2 separate regions of the Homo sapiens genome follow, and region 1 is linked to region 2. A link is an interaction called in ENCODE POLR2A ChIA-PET data of the cell type or tissue named here. Cell type or tissue: Panc1. All regions are shown on one strand. Links, peaks and the distances in the headings refer to the core of each region. The heading gives the core; the rest is flanking DNA.

Region 1 (7,150 bases), core at 44-4,043, 80 kb before region 2:
TAAGGATATATAATTCCTACAAGAGGGTGAGGATTATTGAATAGCAGTTCTGTCTACTAGCGTATATATTATAAGAATAAGAAGTAGCTGAAAAAGTTTGAATATAGAGGTGAATGGACATGGGTATAGAAAGGGCTAAAAGTTGGCTGGGTGCAGTGGCTCACGCCCATAATCTCAGCACTTTTGGGAGGCCGAGGCAGACAAATCACTTGAGATCAGGAGTTTGAGACCAGCCTGGCCAACATGGTAAAACCCCATCTCTACTAAAAATACAAAAATTAGCCGGGTATGGTGGTTCATGCCTGTAGTCCCAGCTCCTCGGGAGGCTGAGGCAGGAGAGTCACTTGAACCCAGGAGGCAGAGGTTGCAGTGAGCCAAGATTGAACCACTGCACTCCAGCCTGGGTGACAGAGCAAGACTCCGTCTCAAATAAATAAATAAATAAATAAAAATAAAAATAAAATTGTCAGAGATATCAAGATATTGCTAGAGGAGTGGGGACAAATTGTGAATTATGGTGGTTAAATGATGCACTGATCTTTGTCTCGTTTCAGTGTTGCTAGTATGAATTCTAATTCATAACACTATGGTGTAAAGACATTAGATATTTACTTATCTAATCTCATTTTACCTATTCTAAGCTCCCCTCTACCTGGCTATTGGAAAACTTAATTTTAGGTATCATTGGAGCCCTTCTTCCTTTCCTGTACCCAGTGGGCCAGGCACGAACAGAGCAAGACTAACCCTTATATGCAAATCTGACAAGGACATTTAAAGAAAAGGGAGTTATAGACTAATAACCCTTGAGAGCACAGGTGTAAAAATCTGTAACAAAAAAGTACCAAATTGAAAATTGAAGTCTCTAAAGAGGATAATACATCATAAGCAAGTAGAATTTATCCCAGGAATGCAAGGTTGATTTAACATTTAAACTTATGACATCAGAATAAAGGGGGAAAATGGTCATCTCATTGGACGCAGGAAAAGCATTTGATAAAATTCAACAACTATTCATGATTTTTTTTTTTATTAAGCAAAATGAAACACTGCAGAACTGGTGTGAAGTTGTGAACTATTTCCCCCGCCTGCCTCTGAGCAGGAATCCCAATGATCAGACATGCTAACTGCCTAGATGGCCCCGCAAAAGTCTGTGGAGTCTCTAGGACATAGTTAATTAATCGACCTGTGATCATATGCATTTGCTAATTGTTAGGAAGTTAGTAGTCCAGTTTATATCAACTACCACATGCTACTGTTAGTTTCTGTATCAATTTTGTAATATTATTAAAATATCCTTTTTGTTCTCTCTCATAGCAGTCTGTAATATAAATCTCCCACCTGTTTCTTTCTCCTTTCATCTTTTTTTTTTTTTGACATGGGGTCTTACTCTGTTGCCAAGGCAGGAGTGCAGTGGCATGATCTCAGCTCACTGCAACCTCCACCTCCCCTGGGTTCAAGTGATCCTCCTGCCTCAGCTCCCAAGTAGCTGGGACTACAGGTGCACACCATCATGCCCAGCTAATTTTTATATTTTTAGTAGAGACAGGGTTTTGCCATGTTGGCCATGTTGGTCTCGAACTCCTGACCTCAGGTGATCCACCTGCCTTGGACTCCCAAAGTGCTAGGATTACAGGCGTGAACCACTGCACCCAGCCTCTCCCTTATCCCAGCTACTCTTATCTTATCCCAGCTACTCTTCGTAATGTTTTATCCCCAGATTCATGGGTTTTCATGTGGATATATTATTTTCTTTTTCTTATTTATTTGTTGTGGAGATGAGATCTCACTATGTTGCCCAGGCTGGTTTCTAGCTCCTAGCCTCAAGTGATCCTAGCCTCGGCCTCCCAGAATGCTCGGATTACAAGCATGAGCCACCCTGCCTGGTCTTATTTTCTTTACATGTCATGTTAGTGCCCCCATCTCCTGTTAGAGATTTCTTTTTTTTTTTTTTTGAGATGGAGTCTTGCTCTGTCGCCCAGGCTAGAGTGCAGTGGCGCGATCTCAGCTCACTGAAAGCTCCACCTCCCGGGTTCATGCCATTCTCCCGCCTCAGCCTCCCGAGTAGCTGGGACTACAGGTGCCCGCCACCACACCCGGCTAATTTTTTTGTATTTTTAGTAGAGACGGGGTTTCACCGTGTTAGCCAGGATGGTCTCGATCTCCTGACCTCGTGATCCGCCCGCCTCGGCCTCCCAAAGTGCTGGGATTATAGGTGTGAGCCACGTGCCCGGCCTTAGAGATTTCTTTTACATGAAGTGAACCTTCCCACTGTTGAATTTTGGGATGAGTTCTAACATACCTCAAGAGTCATAGACTGTTTTTACTTTGTTGTATTATAATTTCAGCCTCACTTTGTTGCTCATACTCTGGGCCTTGATATACTGTATGGATGTCCTAACCTCTGATTGTTTCAAGCTCACTTGCGTTTGTTGTCCGTTTTCTTCATTAAATATTATCCTGCATATTATCCTGCCTTGCAGGTTTTTTTTTTTTTTTTTTTTTTTTTTTTTTTGAGACGGAGTCTTGCTCTGTCTCCCAGGCTGGAGTACAGTGGCACGATCTCAGCTCACGCCTTGCAGTTTTATATCTGGGGCTTTGTACTTTTTCTTTTCTCTTTTTCAAAATTCAGCTTAAAGTAATTGGAATCATTTTGGCACATTTCCCACCAAATAAATTCTCCCTTGCTTTTGTGAAGGGCAGCCGTCCTTTACCAGAACATATCATGGAAATACTGTTAGTCTCTGAACTAAATTTTTTTTTCCAGAGATGGGGTCTCACTATGTTGCCCAGGCTGGACATGAACTCCTGGCCTCAAGCAACCCTCCCACCTTGGCCTCCCAAAGAACTGGAATTATAGGGACACACCACTGCATCTGGCTAAGAACTAACATTTTAAATCAGAACTTTAATAAATTAATGTGGGTCAAGATTTTCCATGAAATAGCATTAACTTTACTCATGAACATTCCCCTTTGCTTTCTTGAATGGATAAGAAAGATGTATATCCTCTGTGACTTAGAGAGGGAAAAAAGGCTTGAACATCTAGGACATTGAGAGGCCAGGCACCGTGGCTCACACCTGTAATTCCAGCACTTCAAGAGGGCGAGGCAGGCGGATTGCTTGAGCTCAGGAGTTTGAGACCAGCCTGGCCAACATGATGAAACCCGTCTCTACAAAAAATATAAAAAATTAGCCAGGCATAGTGGTGCATGCCTGTGGTCCCAGCTACATGGGAGGCTGAGGCAGGAGGATCACTTGAGTGCAGGAGGCAGAGGTTGCAGTGAGCTGAGATTGCGTCACTGCACTCCAGACTTCACTTTCTGACACCTCTCATCCTTTCATACAAAGAGAAGAAATTATTCATTTAGCCTTCGTGTTGTCTTGTATGAGCTCTTGTATTGTCAAGGACAAGAGAAATGTGCAGTTGCTTTTAAGGTTAGATATTCCTTCTCATTGCTGGGACTTGAGATTTTTTAAATGGATTCTCATTCCCAAAAGGTAATGTTAACTGGAGAGTTCAGTTCCAAGACATAAGGATGCTCGTGGAAGCATATTCTTTTGAAGGAACCTCCACCTGACAGCCCCTACAAAAAGGGAACCCCTTTCCCAGCTCTTCCCAGGTAGGTACTCTCCCCTGGGTGGCTGAGCGAGACCCTGACTCAAAAAAAGAAGGACACTGAGTTCTTTTGACACCATCTAAAGAATCAGCCATTCATTGGGTTTGCCGTGTTGTGGCATATTCTCTGGTTCATCTTGAAATTATATATACATTTTATTTTCAAGTATAGTGGCTGTAGTTTCTATAAAAGGCAAGCAGTACTGCAGTTTTTGTTGTTGTTTGTGTAAAGCTGCTCGTCCCTGGTTTTCCATGGTGCTCAAATGTTGGTACTCCTTAAAATGATCTAAAATCACCTACCCTGCTAATGATCTTAGCTATTTTTAACTCCAATTGGACAGTTTGTTTCCTCCCAATTTTTCTTCCTCAGAATCTTCAGTTTTCTAAATTCTTTTCCTGATTTTTCTTCCAAAATATCAAGAATATTTTATACCTTAAAATAGGTTGAGGCCAGGCACAGTGGCTCATGCTTGTAATCCCAGCACTTTTGAGAAGCTGAGGCTGGAGGATTGCTTGAACTCACGAGTTCAAGACCAGCCTGGGCAACATGATGAAATCCTGTCTGTACACAAAAAAGGGAAAAATTTGTAAATTCATTATCTGGGTGTGGGGGCACATGCCTGTAGTTCCAACTACTTGTGAGGCTAAGGTGGGAGAATCACTTTAGCCTGGGAGGTCAAGGCTGCAGTGAGCCGTGATCATCACTGCACTCTAGCCTGGGCAACAGAGTGAGACCCTGTGTCAAAAAAAATAGGTTGAAAGGTAGAGAAATTCCTCATGTCTTTTTAAATCTTCTGTAGCAGAAACACAAGTTTGTGCTTGAAACAGATAAGAAAAAGAAACAAGATGCCTGCCTTGCAGATCTCACTAACATTTGTCCTCACAACTTGGAACACTGGGTTAATAAATTTTCTTAGTGTCTTCTGGAAACTGTCTTAAAAACTGCGTGTTTTTACACGTTTATTGTGTTCTTTGTTATCTATAGCCACACCCTAAAGTTTCACTTTATAGTTTCACTTAATCTGCACGTCTGTAACTGCTGTCATGTGTATTACATCTGCAACATAGTGGAGCTGTTAATTTTAATATGTTGCTCAGCTACTTAGCTCTGACATGTCCAGTTTATTTAGTTATGAGTCAGTGGTTCTTAAATTTCCACCCATAATTGAGATTCATGCATTATTTAAGAAATGTGAGTCTGAGAGGATACTTAGGAACTCCTAGGTTAACCCATTTGAAAATATTTCTTGAATGTAAATTTCCTCAAACTTTGTAGGTCCTGAAATATTAATCTTGGGACCTCCCTCCACCAGTGCAGTTTCATTAAAAAGACAAAACTGATGTGGAGATATAGAAGTAATTTTTTAAAAAAAGAGCTAAAAATGGAAGGAAAACAGCAGTTTAATATGGGTGGCGTAGACGCTGTAAATTAGTTAAAACTACTGTACTGTGAGAGTCAATCCTGAAGCTTTCTTATTTTAAATTCTGTCTTTCGTAAAACAAAAAAAATTTATAGAAGTGTTCGGGTGGTTTAGATAAGGGTTGCTCAGTTTAAATCCTGAGAAGGACTGAGGCGGCCTTCCACGATTGGTGGAAACTCTGACATGTATCCTGTTCCATCTGGAGTTGTTGCCTTCCAACTTGGGCCAAGTTTGAAATCAGCAAAGTGTTGCAATATAAGTAGTTTCAGACGGTATAGGACAGCAGATTCCTTTACTTTCCTACCCTAGTTTCTCTGGTCAGCTCACCTAAGCCAGCGCAGGGTTTTCATTTGTTCTTCCAGTTCGACATTCTGTACCCTGTGGAACCAGAGTCCGTGTGGTGAGTCAGTGCTGCGGTCCTGGGGGCACGCAGGGTAGGAGGCCGCTGTTGAAGAGCAGATGGCCCAGGCCGTGCTTCTCAGCCATGTGGGGATGCTGCGGCCAAGAGGGGTCCTGCTTTTCCCTCATCTGTTGCTAGTTATCTGAAGAATCTCTGAGGAACCTGGCTGTGACTGCTGACCTTCTGTCCAGAGTGAACTCCAGCGACATAAACCATAGGAGGAAGTGCTGTTTTCCTAGCTTCTCTCATTTCCTTCCTTCCTGAAGCAGATTTAGACTTCATTTTCTGACACCTCTCGTCCTTTCATGCGAAGGGAAAAAATTACTCATTTAGCCTTCGTGTTGTCTTGTATGAGCTCTTGTATTGTCAAGGACAAGAGAAATGTGCAGTTGCTTTTAAGGTTAGATATTCCTTCTCATTGCTGGGACCTGAGATTTTTTAAATGGATTCTCGTTCCCAAAAGGTAATGTTTTCTGGAAAGCAGTTCCAAAACATAAGGATGCTCATGGAAGCATATTCTTTTGAAGGAACCTCCGCTGGACTGCCCCTACAGAAAGGGAATCTCTTTCCCAGCTCTTCCCAGGTAGGCAGTCTCTCCTGGTAGAGTAAGCAAGAAAGGAGAGACAGCTGTTTTTTGTCTTTCAGTTAAGGAAACCCCTTCAGAAGTTTTGTTCTGGGACCCCAGAATTTGAATTTTTTTTTTTTTGGCAGGGTCTCGCTCTGTTGCACAGGCTGGAGTGCAGTAGTGCGATCAGCTTGCTGCAACCTCCACTTCCCAGGTTCAAGCAATGCCACCTCAGAGCTGCTCCCCCATACCCCCGCCCTGAGTAGCTGGAACCACAGGTGTTCACCACCACGTCCAGCTAATTTTTATATTTTTGTAGAGACAGGGTTTTGCCATGTTGCCCAGTCTGGACTCGAACTCCTGGGCCCAAGGGATCTGCCTGTCTTGGCCTCCCAAAGTGCTGGGATTACAGGCGTGAGCCACCGTGCCCAGCCTCACCAGTGCTTTTTGAAAGAATATACTGACTAATTTAGGGGAGTACAGGGAACCCAGGCATTAATATTTTTCTAAATTTTTTTTAAACCTTCAAAATGTATGTCTCCAGTGCTTACCTCTCACCTGGATTTAGAATGGTGGATTTAGGGAACTATTTTTATAGTTTTCCATATACTTTGCTCAATTCTTTATTTTATTTTATTATTTATTTATTTATTTATTTTTTGAGACAGGGTCTCGCTCTGTTGCCCAGGCTGGATTGCAGTAGCACGATCTAGGCTCACTGCAGCCTCCACTTCCTGGGCTCAAGTTATCCTCCCACCTCAGCCTCCCCAGTAGCTGGGACTACAGGCGTGCACTACCACGCCCAGCTAATTTTTGTGTTTTTATAGAGACAGGATTTCACCATGTTGCCCAGGCTGGTCTCGAGCTCCTGGGCTCAAGCAATCCACCCTCCTCTGCCTCCCAAAGTGCTGGGATTATAGGTGTGAGCCACTGCGCCTAGCCATCCCCATTCTTTTCATGTGTTGTTCTCATAAATCCAAGTCATCCTTTTGGGCGTGTATCACTCAGGGGCCCAGCAGAAAACAGAAGGCACACTCAAATTGGGTAATTGGAAGAGGTCCAACTTAAAGCAGAATGGAGAAGTTTAGGGAAAATAACAAAGGATTGTACCATATGTCACGGCTAGCTGGAGAGCCACCCTGCTCCTG
Region 2 (11,100 bases), core at 3,384-7,383:
CTCAAGAGTTTATAAACCCCATTTTCGGGGGGTGGGGGCACAGGGGAAGGCACGCTGGTAGTTTAAAAGAATTGTTATTGTTTTTCTCCATTTTAAAGAAATAAAAATCTAATACATAGGCTGGCTGGCTTCTGATTGATGAGTAAGTGCTTGCTGGTACTTTGTGTTTTCAACTACTATAATTAGTAGAATTTTGATTCTCAGGAGAGTACACAGTGGTTTCCAGGGAGTTTTTAAGATTTGAAGCAAATAAGCCCCTGACCTTTTCTCATTGAGATTCCAGGCCAGGGAAACCAAATGGTGCAGGATTAAGTGCACAGGATTTGGATTTAAATATATTTAGGTTCTAAATCCACAACTGCCATTTACTCACTATATAACCTCAGACAAGTTTGTCAGCCTCTCCAAGCCTGGATTTTCTTACCTATTAAATGGGAGTAATAATACCTACTTAAAAATTCTGATGTGAGTATTAAATGAGTTCAGGGATATAATCTGTAAAGTACCTGGCATGTGATAGGAATTCAGTAAATGTTCTCCCTCTCCAGAGCTTTTTAGTCTTGTATTTAAAATGAGTTTCTATTCTCAACTTGGCACTAATGAGACCATATTTGGGATTGAAAGTCTGTTGCTTTGAGATCACAAAGAAAATTTAAAACAAGCCTATTAGAAATAAATTTTATATGTAACACAATGAATTTAGAATCATAATCGAACACTGATGAAATCAGGGTTATGCTTCAAGTTTTGCCATTCATTCTACCAAAAAGTTCGAGAAAGAGCTTTTTCTGTTATGTCTTAAGTTTTATTTTGAATAATACCAAATATACAGAAAATTGCAATAGTACAATGAAAACTCCTGTATACATTTTATACAAATTCACCCATATTTAACATTTTGCTGTTTTTATCTCATTCTCTGTCAATCCCCACTCTCCACATGCAGTTTTTTTTTCTTTAATGAACTAAGAGTACATTGCATATATTGTGCCCCTTAGTAAGCTTCAGTGTGTATTTTGTATGAACATGGATTTTTTTTTGAGATGGAGTCTTGCTCTGTTCTCCCAGGCTGGAGTGCAGTGGTGCAATCTTGGCTCACTGCAACCTCTGCCTCAGCCTCCTGAATAGCTGGAATTACAGGCAAAATACAAATTTTTGTATTTTTAGTAGAGATGGGGTTTCACCATGTTGGTCAGGCTGGTCTCGAACTTCTGACCTCAGGTGATCTGTCCGCCTCAGCCTCAGACTCCCAAAGTGCGGGGATGACAGGCGTGAGCCACTGCACCTGGCCAGATTTTTTTTTTACTCAGGCTGGAGTGCAGTGGCATAATCTCAGCTTACTGCAACCTCTGCCACCCAGGCTCAAGCCATCCTCCCACCTCAGCCTCCTGAGTAGCTGGGACTATAGGTGTGTGCCAGTCCATGTGCTGCTAATTTTTGTATTTTTTGTAGAGGTGAGGTTTCACCATGTTGCCCAGGCTGGTCTTGAACTCCAAGCTCAAGTGATCTACCCACCTCGGCCTCCCAAAGTGCTGGGATTATAGGCATGAGCCACCACACTTGGCCTAAAATGGTGATTTGCTGACTCCATTATTTCTTCTCTTATTTATCAGCTGACATTCTACCATAACAAAGAGTTTTCTCTTCTCCCCCATTTATTTATGTACTTACATATTATCAATATGTACTTACAGGTTCTTATTCAGTGGAATAATCCATTGTGCTTTTTCATTTATACTCAAATTGTGCCAGATTGGCCAGTGGGAGCCCCTTCAAGCTGGCCTCTGTGCCCTTTGACCTATCCCCACCATGTTGTTGAGTACTTCTTCACTTTCTCCCACATTTCAGGCTCAGCTATACCTTCTCTGCCCCAGCCCTGGAATTAGCCATTTCTTCAAAGAACCCTGCCTCCTTTTAGTGGAGAATGGCATCTAGAAACCAGAATTTGGGTTGTATTCTAAAACACTGGAATTACTTTTTTGAGACAGGGTCTTTCTCTGTCACCCAGTCTGGAGTGCAATAATGGCACTATCTCGTGTCGCTGCAACCTCTGCCTCCTGGGTTCAAGTGATTCTCATGACTCAGCCTCCCAAGTACCTGGGATCACAGGTGTGTGCCACTATGCTTAGCATTTTTGTATTTTTAGTAGAGATGGAAGCTTGCCATGTTGGCCAGGCTGGTCTCGAACTCCTGACCTCAAGTGATCTGCCAGCCTTGGCCTCCCAAAGTGCTGGGATCATGGGCGTGAGCCACTGCACCCGTCCCAGAATTCCTAACTTCTGAGAGAAAGCAGTGTGGAAAGTGTTTTGGAGAATAAAATCTGCTGTGAAGGCCGACTTTCCTTAAGTAGTTTGAACACTTGTGTTTTTGCTTCTTAAACCTGGGTTAAAATAGTCCTGTAATTGTACTCAGACTTACTAGTATATTTACATACCAAATTTGTAGTTGTTTAATTGGATCATAAAGAATTTGATAGACTAAGCAGAGGCTGATTGTTTCACTGCTGTTCTTTTCCTTTGCTTATTACCATGTTTAATGCTCATTTCAGATGAACAAACGCTGTTCCATGTTTATAGATAACTCTCTCATCCTGTGTATCTAAGTAATAGTCAGATAATTGTAAAAGCTAATGACAGGATACATATTTGTTTTTTAGAATAATGCAGTTTAGTTCTTAGAGATTCTTATACTTGAAAATACCATTGATAAGCTTCATGTTTATAGTAAGTTTGTATCTACTAGGACATTTGAGTAACAAAACCTGCTTGTGAGTTTTGGTTAAGGTTTTCATAGGGAAAATCTAAACAATTTTTTTTACCTATTTCATTATATGCTAGTGTTGACCTACCATTACAGTGACTGGAAAATGATAGGTCCTATAATTATCCAGATCTCAGATGGATAATTTCTTATTTTTTATTTTACCCTTAGTTGGCATTGTTCTGTGTTCCCCATAATATTCTGTTTAATGTGCTACATCTGTATTTTGAACTTCCAGCTTGTTATTTCTGGTGCTTTGATCATGGACCATGTTTTATATCTGATTAAGTGAAAGCAAGTCTTATAAGGTCAGACCCCTCTAACCTCTTTTGCAAGGAGCTTGTAGACATGCTTTGTTCACTCAAAGTGGGCTAGCTACTTCTTTTCAGGACACATTCTCAAAATGGTATTGCACAGGTTGGAGTTCTCTCTGCAGTGATGGCTTTCTAAGCGCTTCAGCTGTCCCTGTTTACAACTGACATGTGCGATCTGATTTCCTGAGGGTTGACAATAGTGAGACCTTTGGTTCTCAGGAAATGGGTTCTGTTTGCCTCAAACTGTGGAAGGGTGCTGCTTTTACACCCAGAGCTGCTAACCAGTTCTCTTTTCCCTTCTAGAAATGACGCTCCTCTCCTCCCAGTCTTCATCACTGGTGGCCCCTTCTGGGTCTGTGTCTGCCGAAAATCCAGAGCAGAGGATGCTGGAGAAGAGAGCCAAGGTCATAGAAGAACTTCTTCAGACAGAAAGAGACTACATTCGGGATCTGGAAATGTGTATTGAGCGGATCATGGTACCCATGCAGCAGGCACAGGTGGGAACTGGGAGACAGAGTTAGTTTGACCTTGAATATGGTCCTCCAGGCCAGAAGCATTAGGATATAGGAGCTTTCGCCACAGATTTATTGGATTTGAAATAGAAACTGTGACTGTGAGTGCTGCTGCTCTTAATCAAGGGCCTCAACATACGTGTGTCATCAGCTAAGCCTTCAGCATCCTTTCACTTGTCAAGTCTACTGTTAACCTACCAGACACTGCAGTCACTCCTAGGACACTTCCTGTTTCTGTGGCTCCTGAAAGCAGTTCCAGGGAGTCTGAATCGTGGCCCTGCTAGAAGGCTGAGTGATGATGTAACAAAACCTGGGGGTGAGCAGTTACATGACTCTAGTACCTGTTCATATAGAGTTTATCCAGGAAACCCTTACTAACATGTGAGTAGGCTAGGGACTTTTCTAGATGCTGGAGGTAGTAAGAAAAGGGTAACAATGTCCTGGGGTTTATAGTCCTTGTTGCTTGTAACTTGACCAGCTGGGCTGGGCTTGGGTTTACACCCTTGGAGCATTCACTCCCAAGTACTTCTGCAGCAGGTAGGCAGTGCTACGGGATGTTGGTTGCGGGTGGGAATTTGTATCCCAGTGCATTTGTAGGCCAAATTGGTTCCATTATCACTTTACTAAAGTGCTGGTTGGGGTGGCAGAGAATAGTTGGATCAAGGACAAAGGATGACACTAAAGATAATGTTGGATATTTCTAGTCTGGAAACTTCATGAAAGTGAGTGAAGAAAGTGACCTTGAGCAATTTTTCTACAATTCTTGAAGAGCTGTTCCTAAGATGATTGAAATGCCATTAAGCTCATTTCCGTGCATTTTTATGTTTTGTTTCCTTTTCTCAGGTACCAAACATTGATTTTGAGGGACTTTTTGGAAATATGCAGATGGTGATTAAGGTCTCGAAGCAATTATTGGCTGCTCTGGAAATCAGCGATGCTGTAGGTATGAGCTCCTGTGTTGTTTCAGAAGCAGCTTTTTAAAAAAACTTCATGGGCAGGAGTAAGTGGCCTTCCTGATACTGAGTAACTATGCCTCCGGGAAGATACAGGTGTAGGTACTTAGTCCAGAGGTTACTTGTCCTCTGCTTTCCTTCTGTCTCAGCCTACTTTGGGGTAATAATAGGATGTTAGCAATAGAAGTAGTTTTGGATGTCATACAGTACAATGTTTTTCCACACTCATGGTTGCAGCCCATTACTGGGTCATGAGATCAACTTATTTTTCAAGAAAATACCAGAATGCGGCCAGGCACAGTGGCTCACACCTGTAATCCCAGCACTTTGGGAGGCCATGGCAAGAGGATCACCTGAGGTCAGGAGTTTGAGATCAGCCTGGCCAACATGGTGAAACCCTGTCTGTACTAAAAATAGAGCTGGGCGTGGTCATGGGCTCCTGTAATCCCAGCTACTTGGGAGACCAAGGTTGGAGGATTGCTTGAGTCTAGGAGGTTGAGGCTGCAGTGAGCTGAAATCGCGCCACGAGCCACTACACCACTGCCTGGGGTACAGAGCAAGACTTGGTCTCAAGAAAAAAAAAAACAAAAGAAAATATCAGAATGCACTGTAAGTTTAACTACCAATTTTTGAAACTTATCTGTTGTTTTTTTTTTGACACAGGATTTTTACACTGTCGCCCAGGTTGGAGTGCAGTGGTGCGAATTCAGCTCACTGCAGCCTCAACCTCCCAGCCTCAAGTCATCCTCCCTACCTTGGTCTCCCACATAGCTGGGAATACAGGCATGTGCCACCACGCCCAGCTAATTTTTGTAATTTTTTTTTTGTAGAGATGGAGTTTTGCCATGTTGCCCAGGCTGTGCCCAGGCTGGTTTCAAACTCCTGGGCTTAAGCGATCTACCCACCTCGGCCTCCCACATTGCTGGGATTACAGGTGTGAGCCACCACATCTGGCTGAAACTTTTATTTTCATTTCAAATATATGTGTACTGAGTCATAATTTAAAATACATTTATGTGGGACATTGTCAAAATGTTTTTAAAACATTCATCTAGTTCTTATAAACAAGGGAACTTATTGGTTATCCATTGCTATTTAACAATTTCACTGAAACTTAGCAGCTGAAAACATTAAACATGTATTACCTCGCTGCTTCTGTAGGTCAGGAGTCTGGAGGTGGCTCCGCTGGGTGGTTCTGGCCCAGGGTCTCATGAGGTTGGAGTCAGTTGTTGGCCTGGACTGCCATCATCTGGGGCTCAGGGATCTACTTCCAAGAAAGCTCACTCAGTTCTTCAGGCGTCAGTTTCTTGCCACGTGAGCCTCTCCCTGGGCTTTCCTCACGACGTGGCATGAGTCATGAGTCACCTAGAGTGACCTGTGAGAGAGAGCGAGAGACAGAATGAGAGAGAGCACGCAAGAGCAAGCACGCCTGAGACAGGAGCCACAGAGTCTTCTATAACCTGATCTTGAACATGACACAGCATCACTTCTGTCATGTTCTGTGGGTCCTACAGACCAGCCCTGGCACAGTGTGGGAGGGGACATCCTATCATTTTGCTGCTTTATTAGAATCCTAATTACAAGAGGCTACCCCAGTTCCAGCCATGACACCATATACAACAACATCCAGCAGAAGGAGTGACCCCTGTGTCGTTTTAAGAGTTTGCAAACCTTTTCCAGAGCTCCCTGATCAGATACCTTATTTCTCGTTGGCCAGAAGTGGGTGACATGCATGCAGCTAAGCTGATGGCTAGAAAGGGGAATGGGTCATGACACTGGCTTACACTAGATGGAATTTACCTGACTCACCTGGGAGAAAAACGGACACAGGAAAAAAATCAGGGTTCTGCCCCCTGAAGGGAGGAGGAAACAGCTCTGGGATGTTGTAGCATGGTTAATGTTTCCTGAGTGTTTCTCTCACCACATACCCTCACAAGATAGGTCCAGCTGGATCTCAGTTGTTCTCTACAATAGACAGCCCTCTGAGGTTTAGGTACTGTTGTTTCTTCTTTTTTTAGACAGGGTCTCACATTGTTATCCAGACTGGACTGCAGTGGCACAATGACAGCTCACCCACAGCCTCGATTACCCAGGTCAAGCAATCTTCTCACCTCAGCTCCCTGAGCAGCTGGAACTATAGGCATGCACCATCAGGCCCAGCTAGTTTTTAAATTTTTGTAGAGATGGAGTCTCACTATATTGCCCAGGCTAGTCTTGGATGCCTGGCCTCAAGCGATCTTCCCTCCTCAGACTCCCAAAATGCTGTGATTATAGGCACGAGCCGCCACACATGTTTTTGAGACAAGGTCTTGCTCTGCTGCCTAGGCTAGAATGCAGTGGTGTGATCATGGCTCACCTCAGCCTTGACCTCCCAGGCTCAAGTGATCCTCCCACCTCAGCCTCCCAACTAGCTTTTTTATTTTTAGTAGAGATGAGGTCTTGCTCTGTTGCCCAGGCTGGTCTTGAATTCCTGAGCTCAGTCCTCCCACACTGCAAGATTACAGGTGTGACCCACTCTGCAGCCAGTTTAGGTACTCTATCCTATTTTACAGTGAAGAAACCGACACTTAGAGGGAAGGTAATTTGCCCAGGTCACATGGCTAGTAATTGATGGGACTGGCATTCAAACTCAAGTCTTTCTGTCGTGCAGGCAAATGCCATTAGCCTCTATACAGAATACAACTGTGTCTTTTGCATTTTCTGGAACAGTTAGAAAAACTGGAACCTGAGGTTCTTGCCCTTAGTCTAACCAGAGAGGTCAGGGAAGTTGAGGAAGGAGATACACACATTGAGTTGGGCAGAAGGAAGTCACAGTGACCCAGTTTTAGTGTGATGGTGAAGCATAAACGACAGTGTATATGATTTTTTAAGGCACTTGAAATAAGTATCTCTGGGTCATTTATTTGTATTAAGAAAGAAATGAGATAAAGTTGGCTGCTATCTAAAAGAGCTTAATTTTAAATTAAGCAGTTACTCATTTTTCTTCCAGTTTATTACCTGTTGTCGTTCCTGGGGCTCTCAGGTGGTTGGAGTTAACCAGCTTCTGCAAGGCGCCTTCTCCCCTTAGGTCTGATTCAAATCAGAAATGAGAGTCTTAGCATCTGTGTCTATAGTGTACTATACCTTAGATTATGACAATAAACTGAGAAATGAAAGCAAATATCCATAGCCCCACCTCCATAAGATAGCACCTGCATTTATTTTTTCTTCTTCCCTTCGCTTCTTGTCCAAAGTCAAACAAGGAGTTGGGTAGCAGGCTTCGATGTGTTGAAGACACACAGAGGTGGCAGAGAGGCCTCAACACTGAAAGGCTGAGACCTAGGCGCAAGGACTAATTTTTAGAGGAGGGATGGTGGGTGGTGGGGCTTGAGGGAGCCAAGACTGAGAGTACCATGCCGGTGGCTCTAACGGAAGGCCAGGCGTGCGTTCAGTGGGGGATTCACAAAGAACAAATGAGGTCTGAAACATCCGATGAGGGAAGGCTCCGAGAAGACCATGAAGGGCAAGTTAAAGCCTTATGGAGCCACGGGCAAAGGGCAGGTGGCTGAGATAGAGAATGATCAAGCAGCACTGGGAGACTCTGGGTACATGGTCATAGGTGGAAAGTACTCGCTTTACCTGATTTTAAACACATCCCGCCGAGAGCTATGTTGTTCATAATGACCCAGGATGTGTGTTTCTGTGTATGTCTGTGCTTAGTTTTACCATGTCCAGTGTTTTCCTTTTTTTTTCGAGACAGTCTCACGCTATTTCCCAAGCTGGGGTGTAGCAGTGTGATCACAGCTCACTGCAGCCTCTACCTTCTGGGCTCAAGCGATCCTCCCACCTCAGCCTCCCTAGTAGCTGGGACTACAGATGCGTACCACCACACCCAGCTAATTTTTATGTCCGATGTTTTCTGATATTTTCTTTTCTATTTGATCAGCCGGGCGTGTTGGCTCACACCAGTAATCCCAACACTTTGGGAGGCCGAGGCAAGGTGGGCAGATCATGTGAGCCCAGGAGTTCTGGACCAGCCTGGGCAACATGGGAAAACCCCGTCTCTACAGAAAAAAAAAAAAAATCCATTCTATTTCATCAAAACAGTGCTGACTGTGACCCATTAAGTATATTTCGTGACCCAGAGTTTGAAAGAGATTATAGGTGTAGCTTTGCTAGTTTGTAATTGATATAGAACAGTGACTATCAGGGAAGTTGAAGAACGGCGAATTGAATGTAAATCATGTCTGGATGGTGAAGATTCTAAGAATGCAACTAGGGAAAGGGCTGCAAAAAGAAGGTGGCAGACTAATGTAGAATGGTGCAACCAGATGAAGACATGGGTGGCTTTAGGAATTCCAAAGTGGCCGTGAAGGCCAGGCACGGTGGCCCACGCCTGTAATCCTAGCACTTTGGGAGGCCAAGGTGGGTGGATTGCTGAGCTCGGGAGTTCGAGACCAGCCTGACCAACCAGGTGAAACACCATCCCTACAAAACATACAAAAATTAGCCAGGTATGGTGGGGCACACTTGTAGTTCCAGCTATTTGGGGGGCTGAGGGCAGAGAATTGCTTGAGCTCAGGAGGTCAAGGCTGCAGTGAGCTGGTTCATGACAGTGCACTCCAATCTGGGTGACAGAGCAAGGCCCCATCTCTTAAAAAAAAACAAAACAAAAAAAAAGTGGCCGTGAAGATGAAAAAGGAGCCAGCCCCACCCCCACTGTTGTGACTGGTAGGTTGCAGGAGTAGACAGAAGGGAAGCTTCTGGCCAGGTGCTGTGGCTCCTGCCTGTAATTTCAGTAGTTTGGGAGGCCAAGGCGGGAGGATTGCTTGAGGCCAGGAGTTCAAGCCCAGCCTGGGCAACATAGTGAGACCTCGTTTCTACAAAAAAAAAAAAAAAAAAAATTGCCCAGGTGTGGTAGCACATACCTGTAGTCCCAGGTTCTTGAGAGGCTGAGGCAGGAGGATTGGTTGAGCCCAGGTGTTGGAGGCTGCAGTTGGCAATGGTCACAACACTGCACTCCAGTCTAGGATGTGGAGTGAGACCTTGTCTCAAAACAATTTTTTTTTTTTTTTTTTAAAGACAGAATCTTGCTCTCTGCCCAGGCTGGAGTGCAGTGGCACGACCTCTGCTCACTACAACCTCTGCCTCCTGGGTTCAAACGATTCTCCTGCCTCAGTCTCCCGAGTAGCTGGGATTACAGGCGCCTGCCACCATGCCTGGCTAATTTTTGTATTTTTAGTAGAGACGGGGTTTTGCCATGTTGGCCAGGCTGGTCTCGAACTGCTGACCTCAGGGGATCCGCCCACCTTGGCCTCCCAAATTGCTGGGATTACAGGCTTGAGCCACTACGTCCAGCCAACAATTTTTTTTTTTTTTTTTTTTTAAAGGGAGGCAGCCGGGTGCGGTGTTTCACACCGGTAATCCCAGCACTTTGGGAGGCTGAGACGGGCGGATCACCTGAGATCAGGAGTTTGAGACCATCCTGGCCAACATGGTGTAACCCTGTCTCTACTAAAAATACAAAAATGAGCCAGGCGTGGTGGCGCATGCCTGTGATCCCAGCTACTCAGGAGACTGAGGCAGGAGAATCACTTGAACTCAGGAGGCAGAGGTTGCAGTGAGTTGAGATCATGCCACTGCACTCCAGCCTGGGTGACACAGCGAGACTCCATCTCAAAAAAAAAAAAAAAAAAAAAAAAGAAGGGAGGCTTCCAGTGAGAAAGGGCAGTGTGAGGTGATATGAAAAAAGTTAAGTTTCTCTTACAGAAAGGAGTTATACATTAAGGAAAATAATTTAAATAGAAACTTTTTAGGCCAGGCATGGTGACTCACGCCCGTTATCCCAGCACTTTGGAAGGGCCGAGGCAGGTGGATCACTTGAGCCCAAGAGTTTGTGACCAGCCTGACCAACGTGCCGAAACCCCGTCTACCAAAAAATGCAAAAATTAGCAGGTGTGGTGGTGTCCCAGCTACTCAGGAGGCTGAGGTCGGAGGATCACTTGAGCCCAGGAGGTGGCGGGTGCAGTGAGCCAAGATTGTGCCACTGCACTCCAGCCTGGGCAACGCAGGAGACCCTGTCTTAAAAAAAGGAAAAAAAAAAGTTCTGCACAAGAACAGGGACTTCCATGGGACACAACAGTGAGAGAACAGAGGTGAGTCCACAGAAGCAGCGATAGGCTCCCTGAGGGGAGGGGTCGTGCCTGGACAGCTGGTAGGGATGGTTGGTTGTAGGGAAGCAGTAAATAGTATCATATTGGAGGGAGGAGAACAAGGATGAGAGCTCTTTTTTGTGGAACATGGAGCTGAAGAAGGGAGCACCAAATACACTGAGAGGAGGAAAGAAGGGCAAGAGGAAGAGTCATCATAGTAAGCCAGGGACCCGCACGTTCAGGCCACAGCTCTGAAGGCAATTGTTCTGTAGAAGTTTGCTTAGGAACTGTTCCTATGCCTAACTGACTTTAGATGAGGGGTCTGGGGATAGGGAAAAAAATGACCTCTTTATTTTTTTTACTAGTTTTTAACTGAAATATAGCATTTATTTAAAGTATGAATGTAGGGAATAAGTCACATAGTAGTAGC

The links. Peaks named below come from ENCODE experiments on the same cell type or tissue, not always from the same donor. Only the 100,000 strongest peaks of a DNase experiment are listed, where the experiment ranks them.
Region 1: POLR2A ChIA-PET joins it to region 2 with 5 read pairs; 7 of 35 experiments call an interaction of 5 or more read pairs at or near these places.

The regions. Positions count from the first base shown.
Region 1 is chr10:99,981,957-99,989,106 of GRCh38, reverse strand. The region is part of intron 1 of DNMBP (dynamin binding protein); the gene reads left to right. It overlaps LOC124902490 (a long non-coding RNA gene), which reads right to left. Exons shown (of 2, transcript XR_007062266.1): 2 at 5,000-6,034. Among named protein-coding and RNA genes, the nearest start is that of DNMBP, 24 kb to the left of the region's middle. RefSeq lists enhancers at 4,334-4,493, 5,381-5,590. In Panc1, for the core only: no CTCF peak of the experiment used is centred there; no DNase peak of the experiment used is centred there; H3K27ac peaks cover 1,015 bases.
Region 2 is chr10:99,901,424-99,912,523 of GRCh38, reverse strand. It overlaps DNMBP (dynamin binding protein), which reads left to right. Exons shown (of 17, transcript NM_015221.4): 5 at 3,378-3,571; 6 at 4,430-4,529. Among named protein-coding and RNA genes, the nearest start is that of DNMBP-AS1, 20 kb to the left of the region's middle. RefSeq lists an enhancer at 5,393-6,592. In Panc1, for the core only: no CTCF peak of the experiment used is centred there; a DNase peak (open chromatin) is centred at 5,843.